Regions from separate parts of the Homo sapiens genome. Here all the other regions are linked to region 1. The links are chromatin loops, found by intact Hi-C in ENCODE. Cell type or tissue: natural killer cell. All regions are shown on one strand.

Region 1 (8,000 bases):
GCCTCTTGAGTAGCTGGGATTACAGGTGTGTGCCACCATGCCTGGCTAATTTTTGTATTTTTAGTAGAGATGGGGTTTCACCATGTTGGTCAGGCTAGTCTCGAACTCCTGACCTCGTGATCCGCCTGCCTTGGCCTCCCAAAGTGCTGGGATCACAGACGTGAGCCACCGTGCCCTGCCTGCTTCCTTGTTTTAATGCTTCCTTGGAGTATCTTCAGTCTCCCGTTTATGGTTTCACATCCTTCTACCATGAAAGGCACACTTCAGTGCTGCATCCAAAGCAGCGTCATAAAGATGTTCCCATGGGTTCATTTCGCATTTGCTCCCAAATCTTCCACATGAGAAGACTAACTTAAAAGGGTTCCTGAAACATACCATATGCCTGGAGCAGTATTAATAATGCCGTTTCACATGTTTAGAGATCTTTAACTCTTCTTCCCTGTGCTGGTCAGTGCACGTCTTCAGAGGCTCAGTTCTATAGGGCTCTGTCAGGCTGATTCTTACAGAAAAATACTCCCATGCTCCTTATATAAGGAATTAACACTACTGTGAAAGAATCCTAGAACCATTGCCATTTAGTTGAAATCTTGCTTCTTTTATGCAAATTAATAATAATATAATTATTAAGAGAGTTCAGAAGTGCTAGCCAGTTTCTCTTTTGTCAGCAGCTGTCTGGAAAGCTTTTACCTAGAGAACAACTTTACATTCTAGAGCTTCTTTTCTCTAGAAGACTCCAGATAATTCTCAAACCATTCTCTTTGAAAGATGGAGAAAACTAGGCCCAGTGGAAGGCAGTGAATCTCCACTGGCTGCTTTCGAACCTGTTCCAGATTCAGTGTACAGAACCTCAGTCCTAGGTCAACTTTCCAACATATGGCACTGCTTCCTGGACACAATCTGTCATTTAAAAAATAATGTTTATAAAACATTGATCTGTGAACCAGAATCTCCTGGAGTGCTTATTTTAAGATTAAATTTTAGTGGAAAAATTGGTGAAATCTGAATAAAGTCTGTAAATAGTAAGTGAATAGTATGCGAAAATTAAGTGAATAGTAATGTTCCACAATTGTGTATGAAATTAACGTTGCGCTTTTGGGTATTTAACCAAGTGAATTGAAAGCAGGGACTTGAACAGATATTTGCAAACCCAGGTTCATAGCTGCATTGTTCACAATAGTCAATAGGTAGAAACAATACACATATCCATCAACACACAAATGAAGAAAGAAAACGTGGTATATACATGCAATTGAATATTATTGAGACTTACAAAGGAATGAAATTCTGACACATGCTGCAATATAAATGAACCTTGAAGACACTACGTTAAGTGAGACAAGCCAGATACAAAAGGGCAAATATTGCATGATTTCATCTATATGAGGTACCTAACAGAGTCAAATCCATAGAGACAGAAAGTAGAATGATGGCTGCCAAGACAGAACGGAGTGTTATCATTCAATGGCTACATAGTTTCCATTTGGGAAGATAAAAGATGGATGATGGTGATGGTTGCCCAGCAATGTGAATGAATATTCTTAATGCCATTGAACTGTACACTTAAAATAATTAAAATAGTAAATGTTATATTATGTATATTTTACCACAATTTTTTAAATTAAAATTAGGGGAAATGGAATGGAGGTGAAGGGTATACTAAATTCACAATACTGTCTGTGTGACTTTCTTTGTAGCTCTAAAATGATTTCCCAAAATAGTTGATTTTTTTTAAGCCACTAATGGAGGACTAGACGTTCACCATAAACAACAACAAGAAAAATATATTTCTGGCCTCCACACTAAACTGTATCAGAATCTCTGGAGTTGGGAGGTGGGCAAGGCACTTTATTTTTAATAAGTTTTAAAATTTAAGAACCACCTTTTCTTCAAGTTATTTCTAATAATTATGTTCTTTCTTCCTACCTCTTTCATCAATAATGGAATGAAATCTGTGTGTGAATTTCCAGGCCACCAATTTTGTAGGTGGATGTTGCTTCATGACTGTGCTCTGGTTAGGCTTCGGGGCTCAGCGAGGACCACTGGGAGTGTATGTAACCCCAGAACTAATGGTGTCGTCAGGCCCCCACCCCTTCCCCAGATCCTCTCTCTGTGGCTCCCACTTTCTTTTCACTTCCACTTCTCTACCTTAGAAAAAAGGCTCCATTCCTGAGAAACTTAGTAACCATGAGTTGATTAGGTCATGCCCAAGCTCATTTCCCTCTCCTTCCTCACCCTCTTTGAATGACCCCTTTCAAAAAGGGTCAGGGTCAGATTTGTAATGGAATACAAGAACAACAAGCAAGAAAATGTGACAAGAGCATTGAGCTTTAAAACCTTATTGTGTCGATGCTACACTCAATAAAAAGGAAAAAACAGTGGTCATGGGCATGTCAGGCTGGGGACTTGGAGGCTAGAAGTGAGTCCTGTTTCCTCCATGAAAGCCACAGCACTTTACTTCTCAGTGACTCAGTTTCCCACTTGTAAAATGGGAGAGGTGGAAGAGAAAGACTCTAAGGGTTTCCCCATCTTTGAAAGAGTGTGATTGAAAAAAATAAGACCATCCTGACCTGAAGTGGCCACTATCCTTAGGAGCAAACTTGCACAATTAGCAGCTCAACGCTCAACATTTCTTTTCTTATCTCTTTTTTTTTTTTCTTTTTTTCTTTGAGACAGGGTTTCACTCTCATCACCCAGACTGGAGTGCAGTGGCATGACCTCGGCTCACTGCAACCTCTGCCTCCTAGGCTCAAGTCATTCTCCTGCCTCAGCCTCCCAAGTAGCTGGGACTACAGGCGTGCACTGTCTTGTCCGGCTAATTTTTGTATTTTTAGCAGAGACAGGGTTTCACAATGTTGGCCAGGCTGGTCTCAAACTCCTATTTCAAGTGATCTACCCGCCTTGGCTTCCCAAAGTGCTGGGATTACAGGCATGAGCCACCGCGCCCAGCCAGCAGCTCAACATTTCTTAATAAAGATGGAACACTAAGATGATTCAAACTAAACTTCTAAATGTAAGAAGATTATATGACTGAGTCAACTTTTCCAACACCTCTAAAAGAGAGGAGTGTTGGGAGGAGAGAGGCACTGGTGGCCTCTGAGAGACCGTGAGGTGACTCTGTTTTCTGATGTGTATGTAAGTGGCTCCTGTCTTATTCTTTATTGAAGAAAAGGAAACTGTGACAGCAACAAGTTTGGTGTTTAGAAGAAGACAAGAATGTGGGGGCTTGCTGATGCCCCCACGCTCTCTTCTCATTTTTCTCCTCACTCGTGATTTCTGGCCAAGCAAACAGTTCCCTGGAGGATGGCATGACCTTGAGTGGGCTGGTCTAGTCTTTGGAGCTTTGGAAGCCGGGATGCTGAAGTTTGGAGATGGTATGCTTGCTGCTCAGGGTTGGAAGCTTAGGTACTTAATAAAGTCTGAAAGCTGTTGTTCCAACAGGGATAACCAGTGCCCCAAAGCCACTCTGAGCAGCACTGAGTTAGCAGCTCCAGCCAGACTAGAAGAAGGGAAGCAGGTCAACTGAGAGCTGACACAGAGAGCCCAAAGCAGGGTGGGAAAAAAGGGGGCAACACAGACAGATTGAGATGAGAGGGCTCCCTTCTGCCAGAATTGCCCTTCCCGCATGAGCCAGGGTTGTCTAGGCACAGCAGCTTCCTTAAGCATCCCTAAATTCACCTTCCTGGGCTCTGGGGTATCAAAATCTTGTAAGCAGTCCCACAGGCCTGCCAGAACTTTGTCATTCCTCCTGCTGCTTTGACTGACTTTGGGAACTGGATGATCCTTCTGCCTGGTTTGTGGACTCTTGATTTTATTCTTGCTGCCACTAAGGCTGCTATAATGGTTGTCGGATTTCCTTGGAACTTGAAGATGGGCAGAGGGTGCTTTCATAGTTACTGACAAGGTAATGTCAGGAGCACTCATTTCCCTGACTCTGGAGATGAAAGCAAACAAAAACAAAAACAATAAGCAGTTTATATTGGGCCAACCATCTGTGGTTAAGGAGAAAGGCCAAGCAATGACTACAGCTTCCCAGCCCAAACAGGCTCCAGGAAAGAGGGCTCAGTTCACAGGCTGGGAATATGGACAGCCAGAGACACTAAGGCCGGTTATGAGCTTTCATGAATCTGAGCTGGAGCCTCATCTGCCTGTTTTGCATTTCAGACAGGAGGAGGCAGTGTGGATGAGACTGTCAGAACTGGCAGCATTTCCCCTTGCAACTCCACAACTTATTTGCTGAGTGACCTTGAGCAAGCTCCTTAACCTCTGAGAGGCTTCAATTCTCTACCTGTGAAACAGAACCAGCAACATTTCATTAAAAGTTAAGGAACCTGGAGCATAATGACATTTCTCTATTAGAGCTTTCTCGGCTTGCCCCTTGGTAATTTTTGCCTTTCAGCACCTTTCTGGAAAGAAATGAAATGAGTAGTGTCTTCTTGTGAATAGGTGTCTTTTATAGAGTTATGGAAAAAATAATTCCCTTGCCCCGGCACCTTTCTTTCGTTGCTAGTTGTGCCACTGACTTGTTGCATATCCTGGATCCAGTCAGTTTTCTTTTCCTTGCCACTAGACCAACACTAGATCTTATAGCAGCCCCCATATACAAATGATTTCCACAGGATCCTCATGCTGCGTGTTCTCAGGCTCCTGATAGTGAGTGTTGAACCATCAGGCCATTCAGAGTTCACTGAATATGACTTTTGCAATAAAGATTAGATCCTAATAATCCCTGCTCACAACACGATTACTAGCTAATCCGTCCCAGTCGAGGGTTTCTTTTCTCCTTTGAGTCACAAGGAATCCTTATTACATGAAAGATGAAAACATGAAATGCCTATCAGAGATATCACCACATGCACCGCCCCCCGAACCAGGCCGTGGGGTCGGTCAACGAGTTCTCCCTGTGGTTTGGATGCTGACACCTGAGTGACTCCCCTCATGAGCTCAGAAGCAGAGAGAGGGAACTGTTTTCAGAGCAGAGAGGTGGCTTAGAGGAAACATGTACAGGACTTGGCAAAGAACCTGACTCCATGTGAATGCTCACTCCGTGTGAAATTGTTCTTATTATAGTGATTTGTGGGGAAGAAATAACCAAGGAGGGAAATAAACAACCACAGTGACAAGATAAAGGAAGAAACCTAGGCCCTAGAAAGGAAAGTTTTCTAGGCTGATTTCTACCCCTGAAATGCACCCATCGACTCTTCTGGAAACTCAACTGTGCCTCCCACCTCTGAGGTCAGCCCCTCCCGGGGCTAACTGCAGCCCAAGCAAGCCCCCGTGGCAGGAGTGTGGCAGGGGCCTTCAGCTCACCCACCTCTGCTCTCTGAACATGGCACAACGAGCCTGTCAGACCACTTGCAGCCCTGCTATTTGATCTTATCGGGCCCTGTCAGGGAGGTGAAGTGCATGCGTCAAGAAGTTCGTGCCTGTTCATCATTGTGGTTGCCCCGAAGTGGAGCAGGCAAGGTAACACTTGAAGCCATTTTTGCAGAGAATTGCACAAACAGCAGCGGGTGTCATAGACTCAGTGGTTCCACTTCGGATCGAGAAAACACCCACAGAATGGTAGAGGCTGCTAAAGAAACACCACAAAACACAGAGCAACATATACTCATGCACACACACCAGAGCAGTGTGAACCAAAGCCCCGGGCAGGAGGACGTGCTGTGTGCCAACAAAAAACAAAAGGGGAGATGCATTATTTGTTTTGGGGTAGAAAGGTTGCGGGACTGAGGCTCTGCTGCAGACAGATGGGCGCTACACTTATTTGTTGGGTGGCAGAAAAGTTGGGGGACTGAGGCTCTGCTGCAGATGGGTGGGCACTGTATGACTTTCTTTGAGGAAGGCACTTCTGAGAGTGAGAAAAAAAAACAACTGATAGTTCTTGGAGCTTGAAACTGAGAGTTTCTACTATGGAGAATTGAAAACAATTTCCTTCTGAGGGAGAAGGTAGATGGAGCAAGGGAAGTCCAAATTAGGCCCCTTTTGGAGGTAATAGATATTTTCAATCTGCTAAGCAGTGAAGCAGGCAGAAACTGACAATTGTTATAATTATTCTTGTATAAAGTAAATAAGATTTTTCTCAAAGGAGAAAGCACCTGTTGATTTGGCTAAGTTAAGCATTAGAAACACCTGAACTTACCGTTACACATTCTTCAATTTGGCAAATGCAATACAAGAGTGAATGAGACAAACCTTGACTTGTTCTCATATAATTTATTATCTAGTAGAAGAAGACATTAAGGAAACAGACACTGAAATATATAATTATGAATTATGATTTGTGTTTTGAAGAGAGTGTTCAGTGTTTATGAGACAGAATATCTGTTTTTACCTAGAAGTTTGATTGTCTATTCAATACGCATTTTAAAAGTAGTTATTCCATGTAAAATTGTAGGGATATACAGGAATTATTGATATATGATCTTTACTTTCCAAGAGCTCAAAACCTTTTAAGGGACTCAGGCACGCTGATAGATAAATAGTAGTATTTAAAAGTAGAAATAAGGCCAGGCGCGGTGGCTCATGCCTGTAATGCCAGCACTTTGGGAGGCTGAGGTGGGTGGATCACCTGAGGTTGGGAGTTTGAGACCAGCCTGACCAACATGAAGAAACCCTGTCTCTACTAAAAATACAAAATTAGCCAGGCGTGGTGGCGCATGCCTGTAATCCCAGCTACTCTCAGGAGGCTGAGGCAGGAGAAACGCTTGAACCAAAGAGGTGGAGGTTGCAGTGAGCCGAGAGTGTGCCATTGCACTCCAGCCTGGGCAACAAGAGCAAAACTCCGTCTCAAAAAAACAAAACAAAACAAAAACAACAACAAATAAAAGTAGAAATGAGAGATTTATCACGAAATTATTCTAAAACCTACATTTTTTCTAGAAAAAATATGAATAGGCTTTGTGCTATATACTTCTTCCAGTTATCCAGATCTGAGCTTTTTAAAAAAAATATAATTAAGCTTAACAAACACGAAAGATATTACTATTCACCTGGTGGAAACCATCCAACTATGGGCATTGCATTTTACAGCAGTGCTTCTGAAGCTTTAATGGATGTGTAATTATCTGTGGAATTTGTTGTTAATAAAATGCAGATTCTGATTCAATCTGTCTGGAGTGGACCCTGGGATTTCACATTTTTTTGTATCAATTTTGCAGATAATGGGATGCTAGTGATCTACAGAGCACAGTTGGAGTAGCAAGGTCTTAAGGAAGAAATCAAATTCTACAATATTATGTTCAATTAGTATTCTTTCACTCAACATAAATTTATTGCATATCAGCTATGGAGTCTGGTTATATGAAGCCTTAATCATCCCTTCCCTTACAAAAGCAATTAGAAAACAAATTTAATTTTTTTTACAAAAGAGTTCTGAACTCCATATTGGCTTGACTCATGGTAGTGTTGTGTTGGATGATATAAATTTGTATTGACATAAATGTATTTGGCAGAGGTTGTTCTGAAACTCAACGCAACTCACAGACACTCTCATGCGAGCAGAGACCATCCCTCTGGAGCAGAGAGCACAATGTGCCTTCTGCCTCCCTCCCCAACTCATCACCTTCCCTCTCAACGTCCTTCTGCCCGGCTGCCCCTCAGGCAGGCGGCCCCAGAGGCCGTGGGCATGCTGCTGTCCCTCCCCACAGTGATACTCATCACCAAAATGAAACCTGACACCAGAATTGTCATCTTACTGAGAAGATGATAAAACTCATTTAACCTTTCCACTCAATAGGCTGATAATTCCCTCTGTCCTGATGAACGTTGGTGAGGTTCACTGAAGAGACTCAAGTTACCAAGGGCATGCTAATGCAAGGGTTATTCTTTCCTTTTCACATTAGGAGTTCACTTCTACCCAATCATTTTCAAACTTCACAGAAATGGAATTTCCATACTCAGATATGAAGAAAGCACCTTGATTTCCTCCACCTTCACATCATGAAGAACATCGAAGCTGGGATGAACGATGAAAGGAGGTAATATTCTAGGCATAGACAAAG
Region 2 (8,000 bases), 400 kb after region 1:
TATTAATTTGAGGGATCTGCTTCCCTCCTCTTCCTGCCTAAGAAGGCCCCACTAAGTGGCTAGAGTCAGAGGCTCCCTGGTCATCTTGAGTAGTGGGAATGCTTCTCCTGTCTGTCTGCAGCTGGTCTTAGAGGGAGGCAGCCCAGGTAGTATGGTAGGATGCTCCAAAAGACCCACCCCGCAGAAACCTCCATCACGTTTCTGTCTGCCTGAAATCCTTGCCATGGGTTCACTCCTTTGAACGTCCAGGAGGTTCATGTAAAAATGTAAAAGTTACCCCCTGACGTGACTTAACCATATGACATTTGACACACGACTATATGACATTTACTATATGGCTGAGCCTAGCAAGGTCCTGGGAATATGGAAAACCTGAAACATTTTGACAGGGTATGGAGGAGAGGAAGGGGAGAAAGCAGAGGAAAAGCTGACAAGGTCAAGGGATGCTTCTCGGAGAAGGGAGAAGGGCAGGAGGAGGATGTTCAGGCAAGGAGCAGAGCAGCCTGGAGATGCCAGTTTGGTGATTATGGACACCTTGGCTGCTTAGCCAGAGGTGGCCCTCACAATGCCATTCCTGCTGTGCCCACTGCCCAGAGTGCCAGCAAACACTGCAGGATTTGCTTGCTCAGACTTCAGGCAATGCAGCTTTGTCTGCTGGGGAGAATCTTACCATTTTTAACCTGTATTTGAACCAAGAGATTTGCGTGACCTCCACAGGAAAGTGCAACTATCTTCCAAAAATGTATAAATTATCAAAGATGTATTCTATAACAAAAATGACAGTCCTTGAGATGTGGTGGATTAATATTGCTAGATCAGGAGCTACTCAGATGAGGTAAAGTCCCTTTGGGAAAGCACAGAGCCTGGGGAATGAGGGATGGAGGCCAGTGTGCAGAAAAGCCGTGCGGAAACACCTCGTGCAGTCATTCTCCTATCGAGCTCTGGGAACCGCGGGGTGGGGGAGAATCCAAACAATCGGGAGGAAAAATATCCCTGTTCTAGCTGTTCAGGCTGCTGTAATGGAGTCCCATAACTGGGTGGCTCATCAACAGTGAATGCTTATCTCTCACAGTTCTGGAGGCCAGGAGTCTGAGATCAGAGTGCCAGCATGATCGGGTTCTAGTGAGGGCTGTCTTCCTCACTGTGTATCTGCGTGGTAGAAAGAGGGCAAGCTAGCTCTCTTGGGTCCTCTTTATTAGGGTACTAATCCCGCTCTGAAGGCTCCACCTCCACGATCAAATCACCCCCTGAAGATCCCACCTCCTATACCATCACATTGTCCGTTAGGATTTAATGTATGAGTCTGGGGAGGGACACAAACACTCACTCCATAACAACATGACAGCTGGCACCATGGCACAATTAAAGAGAAGAGAGGAGCAAGTGGGGGCTCAGGCAGTGTAGGCGGGATGGAAGCTCCCTGTGGGCTTGGACTCATGTAGGAGGGCTTCATGGAGGAGGTACATTGTGGTGCAGGAAGGCCCATCTCCATGGGTGTCTACGTCTCCAGGTGATGAGTCAATGTCTTTGCAAACATCAGAAACCCAAGAAGCATGGTGAGCAGGAACACTATGGGTAATCTTAGGAAATTTGTGCACAAGGATGGAGACATTCCAGAAAAAGAAATAAAAGAGGTGCATTCCTGCTGCCATATATGTGCTGAGCCCCATGAAGCAGTGACATATGGGAAAGAAAGGGGAAGAAGGAGGATAGGTATAGAAAAACCCTGCTTGAGATTCCAAAAGTAGATCAATGCAACCCATTTGTTCTTTCATTAATGTAATCATCCTTTATTGAATACCTACTATCCTGGGCAGTGTGCCAAATTGAGAATGCAATTATGCATAAGACATGGTCCCTGTCTTTGATGAATTTAAGATCCTCTGAAGGAAAGAGGTGTAAATGAACACTCACACTAAAAACAAGTGCTTTCATGGTGCTAGGTGCAAAACATCACAAAAACCCAACCACAGGAGCAACCAGCTCTACTGGAAAGACCCAACAGAGTCAGGAACAGATTTATAGAGGAGGAGGAACAATGGAGTTGATTTTTTTTTTTTTTTTTTTTTTTTTTGAGACGGAGTTTCACTCTTGTCGCTCAGGCTGGAGTATAGTGGCGCCATCTGGGCTCACTGTAACCTCTGCCTCCCAGGTTCAAGCAATTCTCCTGCCTCAGCCTCCTGAGTAGCTGGGATTACAGGTGCCCACCACCACTCCAGGCTAAGTTGTTTGTATTTTTAGTAGAGATGGGGTTTCACCATGTTGGGCAGGCTGGTCTCGAACTCTTTACCTCAGGTGATCCACCCGCCTTGGCCTCCCAAAGTGCTGGGATTACAGGCATGAGCCACCGTGCCTGGCCTGGAGTTGATTTTGAACATGACTCAGAATTTACCAGACAGGGTATTCCAGGGAGAGGGACCAGCACGGAAAGGGTGTGAACATGGGATGGTGCCAGGCCAGTGAGAGTGCCACGGATATGGGGCAGCAGGTGAGGAGGCAGGACACAGGTGAGGCCTGACCCCAGAAAGCCTATTGTGCCAGGCTATAGGGAATTTGGGTTTTCTGTTGTCAATGATGGGAAAATCAGTGCAGGTTTCCAGAAGAGGATGTGACAACTCACATTTTGTTCAATTGAGTTAAATAAGCACTTATAGAGTGTCTACCACATGCAGAACACTCACTGAATCGAGTATGGATGATACAAAGAAAAATCTATCCCAAGCCCTCCTGCCTACACTGCCTGAGCCTCATGGGACCCTAAATAAGTTTGGTAAGGAATGAGTGGTGAGAAAGGGTGAGGAGAAACAAGAGCACACATCGTCTTGATACGGGATCTAAATGGGTGCATGGTTCTAGGAGAGGCACAAGGGTTTATGGAGGTAGAGATTCCCAGTGTCCCAGATTTGTTTCTTCACTCTCAGGTCAAAGCAGGCCTTATTTAGGAGGCCCAGTCATTCCTCATTTCCCTTCCTTGGTAATATCACTACGATTCTCTCTCCTCCCACTGGCCAAAGTGTTTGATTAAGCCTGCAGAGAATGATGGGGTTCAGTAAGAATGCCAGCAAAGAGACGGCATAAAAGCCACCCAGAATGGGGCTGACAGCGTGGCCTCTTGATAGTCCCCCATGCTCTGTCCAGGGGGAGGATGCTAGGCTGAGACTCTAGGTGTTCTCGTAGTTTCGATAAAAACTATAATTGACCACCACAAGTACCAGTGGATGTGTGAGGGTGAGGGGAGAGCTGAAGATGAGTAGTTTGTTCTGATTTCAGTTTATTTTGGGCTCTTCTAGCCTCAAGTCTGTGTTCAGCTAAAGATATATGGCTGCATAGGCAAAGGGACCTGTTAGGTGAGCCTGAAGGTGATTCTTGCATAATTCTCAGAAACTCAATCAAGGTCTTCCTGTATCTCCCGCTTCCTCCCCTTTCTCCTGCCTCCAACCTGCACATGTCAGTGCATCCACATGCACACACATTCAAGCAGGACATAAGGCGGCCGGCCGGTCCACTTCAGATCATAACCAAAAGTCTTGGCCCCTCACCACTCACCTGTCAGCCTCAGGCAGCCAGGGACCCAGCATGGGAGGCACACCTCATGAGAACTACCCCAATGCTCAAGTGCCCGCAAATGCCCACAAACCCTTAAATGTGTCTAGGAACCTTTCACCAACTGAAGCCTGACTGCAAGATGAAGGAAGGACCTTTGGAATGTAATAAATGATTTCTAAAAAGACATCTCATCATCCTTTCTTTCATTCTCTCTCCCTCTCTCTCTCTCTCTGTGTGTGTGTGTTTGTGTGTGTGTGTGTGTGTCTGAGTTGCCTCAGGGCTGGTGGTTTCAAAACTAGCAGCTGCAAACTTATGAAGGGAAAAAAAAACCCAAACCACAAAACCCCGTCTTGTGAAAACTGTGTGCCAGTCTAAAAGTGGCAGTCCGTGCAGGAGAAAAAGCCTGTCAACGTTCAGGGCAGAAGCAGGCAGTGTGAGATCACAGCTGGCTCTTGACAGTGAGGAGGAATTCAAATGTGTCCTGGGCATGGGGACAGTAGGGGACAAGGACAAGGCAGAAGAGAAGCCGGAGGGGACTGAGGAGTCCAGATCCTGGCTGGCCAGGGGAGGCCTCTCTGGAATGGCTCCGTGCTTCAGCTGAGCCCTCTGAAAAATTCAGCTTCCCAGATGCAAATCAGACCAGCTGCTACTATCACATTACTGAGTCTTCTTCCAGAACCCCCGAGGTCCGGTCTCCCCTCTCCATCCACTCAGAAGCTTCTGAAGCATGACTGGCAGACATAAATCTCCCCCAACCGCTGGCTCAGCCCCCCTGCCCTCCCCTGAAGCTGACACCCACCCATGCTCCCCTGTGTAGGCTCACCTTTCAGAACACTCCCGATTACACATTAAGACGCTGCCCCAACCCAGCCCCAGACTCCTACTCTATGGCTAGTTTCAACCTACAACTCAATCCAGGGGTGCAGGGGGCTGGGGGTGCAACCGGGAAGCCCAAGGGAAGATCCACTTGGAGAGAATGAGGGTCCTGCCTGGCCCCAAGGCTGGACAGAGGAAATCCTCAGGTGTCATCAAAGATGAAGACTGGAGAAGGAGAGTTCCTGGAGGGACACTAACCAGCCTGGCTATTTCTCCTGCCACCCTCCCACCCCCCTACCCCCACCCCCGCCTAAGCTCCATACCAATGGCCTCTGGCCAGAACAAAGTGGATACTTGAGTCACTTGGCTAGATAGTTGGGCGGTGCCCTCTTTTGTATAGGAAAGGCAGGCCATCCATAGGCCCACAGACAGAGACAGAGGAGGCCAAGCCCCAGAGACCACAGTGGAACAAGTGTCTTGGGGTGCTTTGCCCATAGGTGCAGCTTAATGAAGGACAGCCAGAGGACACGGTTGTAAAAACAGGGCAGCAGAAATCTATGTGAATATTATAAGTATTTGAGGAGAAGCAAAGTTAGTGAAGTGATCAAAACGGAATGGGGTTAATGACAGAACGCTTCAAGGAGGAAGTTAAGTTCTGAAGGAGGGGAGGGACAACGGCTGGGGCAGAGGGGGGAAGAGGAAGTGTGTTCTGCAGGGGAGGGTGCTGTGTCTTTGGGAAGGGCAATACTGATTGCATGGTGGCCCTGGGAGCTGTGCCACTCTTGAAGGTCCTGCCTGGCGTTAATATTTGGATATATTTTCAAAGAGGGAGAATCCTCTTCTGTATTAGTAATAGGCATGTCCGTAGTTGAAAGAATGTAGATTTTGGAAGGAGCACACTTCAGAATCAGATCTGAGTTGAGATCTTAGCTCTGCCACTTATAAGCTGGGTAACCTCCCAAGCCTCACCTTCCTGAACTATAAAATGAGGAAATTATTTCATAAGGCTATGGTGAGAATGAAACGAGATAACTTACGCAAAGTCCTTAGTTCCATACCTGGCAAACAGTAGCTCCTAAATCAATAATGGCTAGTATTATGTATATACTTTATAGCTTATGGATTAGAAAACCAGCGATAGCAAGCCACTTTAAGTCCTCAAGAGGAAGAGTGTAAGGAGTTGGGTGGTCTAGATGCTGATCTCAGCAAGTCAGGCCCTGTTTCAACCTTTCCGTGAGATGCAGGCAGCCAGGACCTGGACAGAGCCCAAGGGCCAGGTCTAGAGTAGTGGTTGCGGAAAGGGCTGATGTATCAGCTTCAAAGGCTGACTTGCTGCAGCCCAAGACCTTGGTACATAGATTTAAGTCCCATCTGATTGAGAAGGAGGTGCATTCAGCCACATGTGTTCATAAACACTTAACAACTGGCTCTCCAGGTTTGTGTAATTTGCACTTATTTCATGATGCCCAGCTTCAAGCTCCCACTGGGCATGCAGTTGAGAAGAGATGCGTGCAACTGGCTCTCAGGAACCTCATGAGCCAGTTCCAGCACACCACTGCATCCAGCCACCCTGTCCCACAACCACAGCCCATCTCAGAGCAAAAGAGGCACCTGTCCTCTATGTCTGACCTAGCTTTGTCTAAGTGGAGAGGTAAGGAGTTAAAGCGGGGAGAAGAGCAGGCATTCCTGCTCTCTTCTCTGTCCCACACCGGCCAGAAGTAAAGCTTCCCTCCCTGACCCACTTCCCCTCAGGCCAGTTCCATACTGACTAGCAAGTTCATTTTCCTCACAAGCTGAAACAAAACAAAACACAAAACGTGGCCCTCTCCCTTGGGCCTTCAGCAGAGTAGCTCCGCTTTAAGAGGAATCACAGGGTGCAGCCCCAAATGCCATGGAGTCTGATAGTGCAGCAGGCCGGGGGCTAACGCTGTCTCCACCCAGCTCACCACGCAGGTGGAGCGGCCAGGACATGGGCATGCCTTGGCCTAGGCAGTGCACTTCCGGATTCCCTTTGGGAGGCAGCAGGGAGGGTCTGGCCTCATCCTTAATGAACTATCTGGCAGAGGCTGTCACAGAACCATGGGACGCCAGAGCCAAAAAGAGCTTAGTAATCACCTGTGTGTCCCTTTGCTGCGCAATGAGGGTGCTGCGGCAGAGGCCGCACCTCTTAGCTGTGTCACCTCTGGAGCTGGACCGCCCTCTCTGGCCTGCTGCTGGTGGTGCTCCTGCGTGTTGACGCTTGGACACTTTTTGAACAACATTTCTTCCATAACTGCAGTGGCCCCTGTGAGTAAAATCTCCCTGAGGCAGGTTCTATGCCTTCTCTTGTCCATTCCCCTTGGGCACCCAGTATGCCCTGAGTGTCCTTGTGACCAGAGCCACTCCTGTTTTGCAGTAAGGGAAGCCAAACAAGGAGCAGAGTCAAGGCAAACGTTCCAGTGCGTTCTGTATTGGGATTCTTCCCTTCAGGCACAGAAATTCTCATTTGCACTCCCCATTTGCCCTGGTGGGCATCCCAGCTGTACCTGAGTATCAGGTAAACCTGCCTTGGCTACATCAAGTCCAGGGATATGATGAACCATCTAGAACTAACCACATTCAATTAGTCCCCTAGCCAAGGGTGGGGTGAAGGAAATGAGAGGAACCTACAACTTTTTGCAACCTCTACTCCAACCGCCAGAGACACACCCTTCTGCCTGATGTTCTTTGACTCAAGGAGTTGAGAACCACTTTGGGTCTACACAGATATGACACAGCTACCCGTGTCTGCCTCGGTTTAGAAAGAGCTGGCTGAGCTCCTGCGTGAATCCTAAAGACAGGACGGTCATTTGAGTTTCAGCTGCAGGGATTCTTCTGCTAGGCACCTCTGCTTTGTAATCGGATGTGTACGAGGGCAACACAAAGGACTCCCAGCCCGGCTCTGCCAAGAGACTTTGTTGTGCTCCATGGTTCAAAGAAAAAAGGTAGGGGGAGAGATTAATGGAGCGAGAGGAGGCAAGCTTATTATATTTATCAACCATGTTCGCATTTCAAGTGCCCTGATTTATCTCACAGGTGGGAGGGAAGAACTGCTGGCAACCCTTCTCTCAGGGCTGTGAGTTTTGGAACAGGATTTCCTCTGCAAGTTGTCAAAGATCAGATAAAAGTCTTAATCTCAGGCACACACAGCCACAGGCTTTGGCCTCTGCCACTGTGTGTTCAGCTTTCAGTGATGAGACTGAACAATGGTTGGCGATGCTTTGCATTTAAAGAGGTGGGAAAAGAAAAGGATCAGAGTGGAGGTATGTGAGGCATATGGCACTGCCCGGGGGAAACACGAGTGCACCAAGCAGGCTCCAGAATGAACTCAGGACTCAGGACAACTGAGGTCCCCTTTTGCTCCCTTTGGTGTCCTTTTACCAGTCGTCATGTACACTAAATCAATGCACATACCTGTCACCCCTTTTTAAAAGGATGGCAACCAGATCATTCACCTCTCCTTCCCCATTCCAAGAGCCCGGTTCTTGAGAACCAGGCTGGAAGAGCATGTCCCAGGTACTGGCTGGTGGGACTGTGGAGATGGGAAGCATTTTGACCTTGTTCTCCAGAATGATTTTTGCTAAAGAGATGCTTATTTTTTCAAAATGCAATTCTATAAC
Region 3 (8,000 bases), 99 kb after region 1:
TTTGTTTATATATTCATGTCTCAGCTTTTAAACTGAGAACAACTTAAGAGCAAGGACTATGCCCTATTTATTCTTATATCTTTAGAATCTTAGACAGTACCCAATATATAGAAGGTATTTTATAAGTGTTTAGTGAATCCATTCATTCATTCTTGCTTTCATTTTATAAAAAATATTTATTTTGCACTTACTATGTACAAAACACAGTGCTAGATGATAAAAATATTGCAGTGAGCAAATCAGATATGGATATTAATCTTATGGAGCTTAAACTTTAATCAGGAAGAAAAAAAGCATCAGTTACCAATTTTTAGCTTCTATAGAATTATCCTAAATGCCACAATTAATAAGTACAAGATGTCCTTTTCGGGTATGAATGAAGAAATGAGGCCTAGGCTGGAAGAGAAATAGAAAGCGATATTTAAGTGTATCAGGTATCTATTGCTTCATAGTAAGTAGACCTCAAAGTGGCTTAAAATAACAACGATTTAATTATCATTTACAAGTCTGTGGATCAATTAAGAGGTTCTGCTGATCCAACCCCAGCTCTAATCTCAGCTGTGCTTCCTTATGAGTTTATGGTCAGCTGGGAGTTGGCTGGTCTGGGACAGCCTCAGTCAGGATCCTCCAGCAGACTAGCCTGGGCTTTCTGGGTAATGGTGGGGTTCAAAGAGAGTAAGCCCAGGCCTGCAAAGCCTTCTGAGACTCAGAATTGGCACAGTCACCACTCTGCAGCATTTCATTGACCAAGGCAAGTCACAAGGCCAGCCCAGATTCACAGGGTAGGAAAAGAGACTTCACCCCTCGGCCATGGAAGGAGCTGCAAAGTCACATTTTAAAGAGGGTAAGAGTGTAGACACAGGAAGGGGTGGCCATTGTTGTAATCAGCAGCACCAAGTTAAGGCGTAAAGAAGGGATAGGAGTCAACCAAACAGTTAGCTGAAGAGAACTGTGGTCAGCATGTCAAGGCCCTGAGGCAAGAAATAGCATGCAGTCGTCCAGAAGGCTAAGAAAGCCAGAGCGGCAGCATGCTGAGAGTGAGGGGTGAGTTGTACAAAATGAGGCTGGTAAGAAGGAAAGGGTCAGATGTTGCAGAGCCATGTAGTGTGGGCCTTGTTGCGATTTTCATCCTTTATCTGAAGAAATGTTTTAAGCAGGAGAGGGAGATGATTAGTTATTTAAATTTTCTCCAGTGATACCAATGTGCAACCAAGGTTGAAACTCTCTGTGTAAAAGAAAGGCACAACTTAGGAAGTTGTTATTACTTGTTATCCAGGTGAAAGACGACAGTAGCTTGAATGAGTGTAGTTACTTAGTGAATGAATGAATAAATAAAATTAAACTCCAAGGGAGAGATTTAGGATCCACAGGAAGACTGCCTTGTTTCAAATCACAGCTCCAGCACCCACTAGCTGTACTTGCTGGGGAAACCTCAGTACATTCTTTCATCCCTTTGTGCCACAGAGCCTTCTTTCCCAAAACGGAGATAGCAATAATACCTACCTTAGCAGTGCATTATAAAAACTAATGCATTAATGCTCATAGAGCAGTTATCATCATGCCAGGCAAATGATAGGCACTCCATAAACGTTAACTACTGTGATTGTTGTTAAAAGGATGATGTCTGAGGCAGTACAGTATCTCATGCAGAAAAGCTCTCATCCCAAAATGAATCTCTATTCTAATCCCAACTATACCCTGTAGCTCTGACTGTGCTCATGTGGTTGCAATTAAGCCAAAGCCCAAGGTGGGACCAGATACTGTCCATTTCATCTCGGCTTGTCATCCATCCTCCTCAGGTCTGCCTGGTGCTCTGACATCTGGCTTCCACTCATCTGGGGGAGGACAGGGAGAAGCCAGACAGCCATGAATCCTGCTGTCTGCTCACAAATTCGCAGTCTAGGGAGGGCTAGGGGGAGTTGCTGTCAGGGGATATGTGTAGCTCAGTAGCAGAGGCTGATGCCCTTGGGCTGTGCCAGGACTGGGGGTCAACTAAAATCCTTCCGGAGACTGCAGAACCCAGTCGTGGCCTGGCTTTCCCTAAAAACTCCCCAGCGACTAAAGGTGAAACACCTTAGAAGCAAGGAGGGCCATCGGAGCCTGAACCTGAGCTGTTTCCATGTGTGCGTACAGCCTTGTGGGAACAGAGGGAGAGCTCCGTTCTCAAGAAAGGCCATCATACGTAATGAACTGTTTTGACCAAATTACATACTTAAAATATGGCCTAGAACAAAGGCAGAACACTAATGAATCAGAGTGGTGAGGGTCTTTGAGTGGTAGAATTAGAAATGCTTTTACTTTTTTCTTTTTTGCCTTTTTGATAATAAGCATACCATTTTAACAATCAAAACAGTGGAAATTTACAAATGAAACTCTAAGTATGTCAGGGAGTTCCCCTCATTCTTAGCCCGTGAGTTGCTTCTTATAACCCTATAGTTTAATTCCAGAGAAAAAAGGTTTCAAGTAGAGCCAATCTCAGTTTACTTCACTTAGGGAGATTAGACACATACGTGACCCCAGCCAAGCCACCACAAAAACGCCCCCAGCTCTTGCCCCATATCTCCTACACGTCAGCTCTGGCCACTTAAAATTTCTCTTGCCTATTGCTTAGGACAATTGGCCAAGATCTCACTGGTGATGTAAAAGTTGAGTTGAATCTTAGATGAGACACAGAGTGCTACTTACTACATATAAAGTACTTAGCATAGTTCCTGACTAAAGAGAGATTTGAAGAAATGTTATTAGCAGGATTTCAGTCTTTCTCGCCAGAACACACTTGATGTTGACTGAGATCCCTGAGCTCTGGTCCTCTGCCTGATGTGAAACATAAACAAAATTAAAAGGAAGTCAGATAATAAAAACAGACCCTTGCTAGAATGTCCCTTGTTGAAGTCACCTAGGTGCTATTGGTAGATACAAAGTGTTTTATGAGCGATGCTGGTAAGAGCTCTTTTCCAAGTTATCTCCCCAGGCACCTCTGCCTGAAATTGGTGGTGGTTACAAGCAGAGTTTTGAAGAAAGACCTGGGTCTGGACCCTCTCTCCCCTGCTTACAGTTGTGGGATTCCAAAAAAGCTACTGTCTCTGTTTCTTATCTGGCGCTGGGGCAATGACTCCTGCCTTACACAGCCATTGTGTGAATACTAATCCATGATGTCATACCGCACATGCCCAAGAGCAGGCAGGAGGCCCTCTCCCTCACTTCTTCCAGGCTCTGATGGAATGGCAGCTTAGTAACAGCCTTGCTGTAGTCACCCCGTATTCAGCAGAGGCTCTCCTCCAGCCCAACACATATGCACAAAGGCTCTCCCCAGCCTCCTGCCCTGCTTCACCATTCCCCAGTGTCTTTATCTCCACCTGAAGTTTCACATGTACTTGTCTGTCTCTCCGAAGAATTTAAGTGCCACGAGGGCACGGTGGTTTATTCACCTCTTTAATAGTAGCTGGCATGCAGTAGGCACTCTGTAGGCATTTGGAATTAATGAATAAGTAAATACCTGGATTAATTAACTAGTATTTCAAGGGAGAGTGGGATCCTTGGGAAAGAAGGATAGATTACACCACAGTTTGCTATAGAAGGATGCCTAAGATTGGTCTTTGTCAGTTAATTACTCACTGATATAACATTGGCTAGTCAGTTGCTCTTGAGCCTCAGTTTTCCATATCTAAAAAAGAGACAATGTCACTTACCATACTTACCTCAAACAGCTAGATGGAGGATAAATCTCAAACATGGGAATAAGTCTGCTTTGAACACTGTAACTCACCATGTAAAAATGAGAATTTGGATTTTTTTAAGAAACTTAGCAGTTAATTTCCTGGGTAATATCCTAATAGAGAAATGTCCCACGTGGTATGGGACAAAGGAGAATGCCTCATTTGGATCCACATCTGATTTTAAACCTTGCTGCATCAACCTGACCCACCCAACACAACTTCACTCCCTTGGTCCCAGATTGGCAGGCACACAAGCCCTGAGGACAGTATGGCTTCAGGTCTCCCATCCGCCCTGTCAAGCAAGACGCGCAGCTTGGCACAGCCAGCCCTGTAGCCAGCCCAGGCCTCGTAATGGGATACAGAGCTCGTCGCTAGGTGCAGCAGAGTTTGCATCAGGCGTTGTCACTGTCTGGTGGTTGCCTGGTGACCCTAATGGAAAATGAGTGGAGGCAGCCCCTACCACAGAAACCACTCCCTCAGCTGGCAGGCTTGTCGGAAAGCCCAGTGCCATGGGAGGGGGAGGGGCTGCCACAGAGGAGCTGTCACCCAGGCGCCCTGTGTAGGTGGTGGCAGGGACGGGGAGAGAAGGGCGCAGAGCCACAGGAGGGCTCAGCAGTGGTGTCTGCTCTCCCTTCTGCATGAATTGTTGCTCATAAAAGATGGGTGAGCCCAGCACAGTAACTAATGCTTATCCCCAGGCCCAAATTTAGGTAAAAGCACACAAAAAGTCTCATCAGTGGTCAATGCTCCACAGCTCCAAACACAGGAAGGTGCATTCTCAAGCTGTTATGAGAAGCTCACTCAAGCTGATGGTATTGACAGCCACAGCCCCCATGCAGGGAAGGCTGGACCCGACACCTGCCCACGAGAAGCAGCATACCTGGGACTGGAGGGACTTCCTGGCCTATAAGAAGAACACTAAGAGGGGAGGAGGACTCGGGCTGATTGGGAAAACAGATGGTGAGCTCCATCCGTGGGAAAATAAATGACAGCGTGCATTTAAGAGGTTGAGCCCCAGAGCCAAGCCTGCTGAAATGCCAGCTTATCAAAAGCACAGGAGCACTGTGTGCTAGACGCTCTATCATACTCTCTTCCATCCTGGTTTCTCTTAATCCCAAGATAATGTCTGTAGGCATTGGAAAGTCTTGCTTGAGAGACGAAGAAATGTAGGCTCAGAGAGGTTGAACAGTTTGTCTGAGGTCACACAGCTACTCAATCACAGGATTTAACACAGGCTTTTCTGCTTTCAAGTCTAACATTCCTTCTCCTAACATCGTGGGAGAAAGTGATTTTCCACCAGCATACCAACTGTCTTTCTCTCCTCTATTCCCTTTCCCGAATATCTGGCAAGTAACATTCCCCAATTCAATATTATCTTTTTATGATCTTGAGAAATCAAGAATTAAGTTCATTGATTTATTTGTTTGTTTATTCATTTATCCATCCAAAAACCTATTTATTGAGTAGCTACCAATTCCAGGCACCAAGCTAGGTGCTAGGGAGTCCACAGTGAACAGATGTGGTCCCAGTCCTCAAGGAAATTGGAAGATATTTATTTAGCCCTCTAAAAGATAGTTTACAGAATTGTGAAGCAGCTTAGCACAAAAGATATACCAATTACCCACCTTTGTACTGTGTCTCCCCATCACTATTCCTCCTGTGTTTAGAAAGAAACACGATCTCCATTTTATTCCATTCTCCTCTATTCAAATCACTTCCTAAGCAGCATGTCAGTGACATTTCCAATCCTGCTAGTGATTAGTGTCTGTCCAATGAAATGGTGATGAGGTTATAAAAAGTAACAAATAACTAATATTGTGTAAATACTGTGTGTGTCTATATATATATAGACACACATATATATATACATATATATACATATATATATATAGACACACACACATATATATATATATGCCGAAGGTCATTCAATGAATTTGTTACCGTCACTACATAATGGGTTGAGTGCAACGAAGAATGGCTGAGGCTGCAGCTGAGCTCAGTCTCATTCATGAGAGCCTGAGTCCTGGAGGCCCTGCCAGGAGTTGGGCCCTCCCTGTCTGCCTCCAGGCCTCAGTTTGGAGCGGTCCTCAGGTTTCTGGGTGCTTCACTTCATTTGTACTTGGCCGAAGACAGTTTCCTGTTTCTAAGAAAAGACTGCTTGGATGTCTTTTGAGGGCCTTTGGACAGCAAATCCTGCTGGCCTGGGAGGGGCCGAGGGGCAGCACCAGGGGGAAGGGAAGCCACCAGGGAGGGCTTGTTCTCATTAACCCCTTCCAGCCCGAAGGTGTCCTGGAACTCACAGAGTGAGGCGATTGCAAACGTTTGTCAGATTGGATGAAAAATGAAGACAAGTTTATGCTTGGGCCAAATATGCCTGAATTATTTGAAGAACATCTGGATTTGCTTAGCCTAAATGAAAAGATCTTACATGACAAGGACTACAGAAAGGGACCTGTGCGTCCAGCACCTTGGAGCATCCGGAGAGACCCTGCCCTTTCTCTGTCTCCCGCTACAGCTCTCTCCAACTCTGCCTTTTCCTTCCAGCTTGGAGTCCCACAAATGGCTTTTCCAGTGATATCACACGCTGTTGCCATGGAGGCAGCTGTTATGGCCAAACAAAACTGTGTGACCTTCACCCTATGGCTTGCAACCTGTGGCAGAACATGGAAGGGAGTCACTCTGTGACCACAGGCCTCAGTGGAGCTCTCTGGGTACAAATACAAATGGAACTGCTGGGACACACTGTGGTGGGAACGGAGACCCTGTGACGGAGCTGGGAAACGCTTGGGAGGGTGGAGCAGCGCAGCCTCCTGCGGCGACAAGGCCATCCAGACCCTGATGTGAACAGCAGCTGCCTCTCCTCTGCCACTGCCAGTCCAGCCCCACCCACGCTGGACTCTGCTCCCCTCTCATCCAGCTCTCTCCAAGCCTTGGTGAGCCACAATTAACAGCAATGCTGGCAGTGGCTTACACAAGCTTTTGATGGGAGAAACGCTATGCTGAAGGTTATGAAAGCAGGTTCTGGAACCCTAGCCACCTGGGTTCTAATCTGGGTTCCACGACTCAACAGCAGTGTGGCTTTACAAAAGCCACTCGGGATCCCTAAAGCCTCAGTGTCCCAATGTAAGACACGTCAGCCCTTGCAGGGTTATGATCATCCATTGAGATCATGTAGGTGGAATCCTCCTAACAGATCTTTCTGTGTTCACTCTTGCCAAAAAATGAATCTGATCATGTTGCTGCCCCATTGAAACCCTCCAACAGTTTCCCACCACCAGGAATAAGATCCTAACCATGGTCCACAAGCCACACCCGCTGGCGGCCCATAAAACTCAACTCATGGCTGGGCGGGGTGGCTCATGCCTGTAATCCCAGCACTTTGAAAGGCCAGGGCGGGCAGATCACAAGGTCAGGAGATCAAGGCCATCCTAGCTAACATGGTGAAACTCTGTCTCTACTAAAAATACAAAAAATTAGCCAGGAGTGGTGGCGCACGCCTGTAGTCTCAGCTACTCAGGAGGCTGAGGCAGGAGAATCGCTTGAACTCAGGAGGCAGAGGTTGCAGTGAACTGAGATCACGCCATTGCACTCCAGCCTGGGCGACAGAGCAAGACTCCGTCTCAAAAACAAACAAACAAACAAACAAAAACAAAAACTCAACTCATGCCCTGGTCCACTGGTGGATCTGCTCTGACCACCCACCCTGCCAGGCCCTCTCTCTGCCTTCCAGTGTGCTCTGTGCAGGAGTGTCAGCCTGCTCTTCTCTTCTCAGGGAGACCCCCACCCCCTATTGTCAAGTCTTCTGTCTCAGCACAAGTCACCTCCTCAGCAGGGAACCATGAATCTAAAGCTGCTGTGTTCCCCACCCCGGGACTCTCTAGCCCATTTTCTGTGTAGTATTCTTTTTTCCTTTCTTTCTTTTTTATTATACTTTAAGTTCTAGGGTACATGTGCACAACATGCAGGTTTCTTACATATGTATACATGTGCCATATTGGTTTGCTGCACCCATGAACTCGTCATTTACATTAGGTATTTCTCCTAATGCTATCCCTCCCCCAGCTCACCACCCCACGACAGGCCCCAGTGTGTGATGTTCCCCACCCTGTGTCCAAGCGTTCTCATTGTTGAGTTCCTACCTGTGAGTGAGAACATGCGGTGTTTGGTTTTCTGTCCTTGTGATAGTTTGCTGAGATTGATGGTTTCCAGCTTCATCCATGTCCCTGCAAAGGACATGAACTCATCATTTTTTATGGCTGCATAGTATTCTATGGTGTATAT

What was found. Peaks named below come from ENCODE experiments on the same cell type or tissue, not always from the same donor. Only the 100,000 strongest peaks of a DNase experiment are listed, where the experiment ranks them.
Region 2: it touches region 1 in a loop (2.2-fold over the local background); 2 of 110 quality-filtered maps call a loop at or near these places.
Region 3: a loop joins it to region 1, with 7 times the contacts of the local background. A loop is called at or near these places in 12 of 110 quality-filtered maps.

The regions. Positions count from the first base shown.
Region 1 is chr11:128,319,401-128,327,400 of GRCh38, forward strand. All of the region lies in intron 1 of LOC124902787 (a long non-coding RNA gene), which reads right to left. Among named protein-coding and RNA genes, the nearest start is that of LINC02098, 110 kb to the left of the region's middle. RefSeq lists an enhancer at 4,824-5,958. In natural killer cell, a CTCF peak has its summit at 4,231; DNase peaks (open chromatin) are centred at 4,181 and 5,451; H3K27ac peaks cover 5,438 bases.
Region 2 is chr11:128,721,886-128,729,885 of GRCh38, forward strand. All of the region lies in intron 1 of FLI1 (Fli-1 proto-oncogene, ETS transcription factor), which reads left to right. Among named protein-coding and RNA genes, the nearest start is that of SENCR, 30 kb to the left of the region's middle. RefSeq lists enhancers at 3,845-3,924, 3,965-4,134, 4,381-4,880, 4,905-5,004, 5,025-5,084. In natural killer cell, no CTCF peak of the experiment used is centred here; DNase peaks (open chromatin) are centred at 1,846, 3,876, 5,046, 7,486 and 1 weaker place; H3K4me3 peaks cover 331 bases; H3K27ac peaks cover 5,707 bases.
Region 3 is chr11:128,418,620-128,426,619 of GRCh38, forward strand. The region is part of intron 1 of LOC124902789 (a long non-coding RNA gene); the gene reads left to right. Among named protein-coding and RNA genes, the nearest start is that of MIR6090, 100 kb to the right of the region's middle. RefSeq lists enhancers at 3,708-4,208, 6,215-6,509. In natural killer cell, no CTCF peak of the experiment used is centred here; a DNase peak (open chromatin) is centred at 4,182; H3K27ac peaks cover 1,508 bases.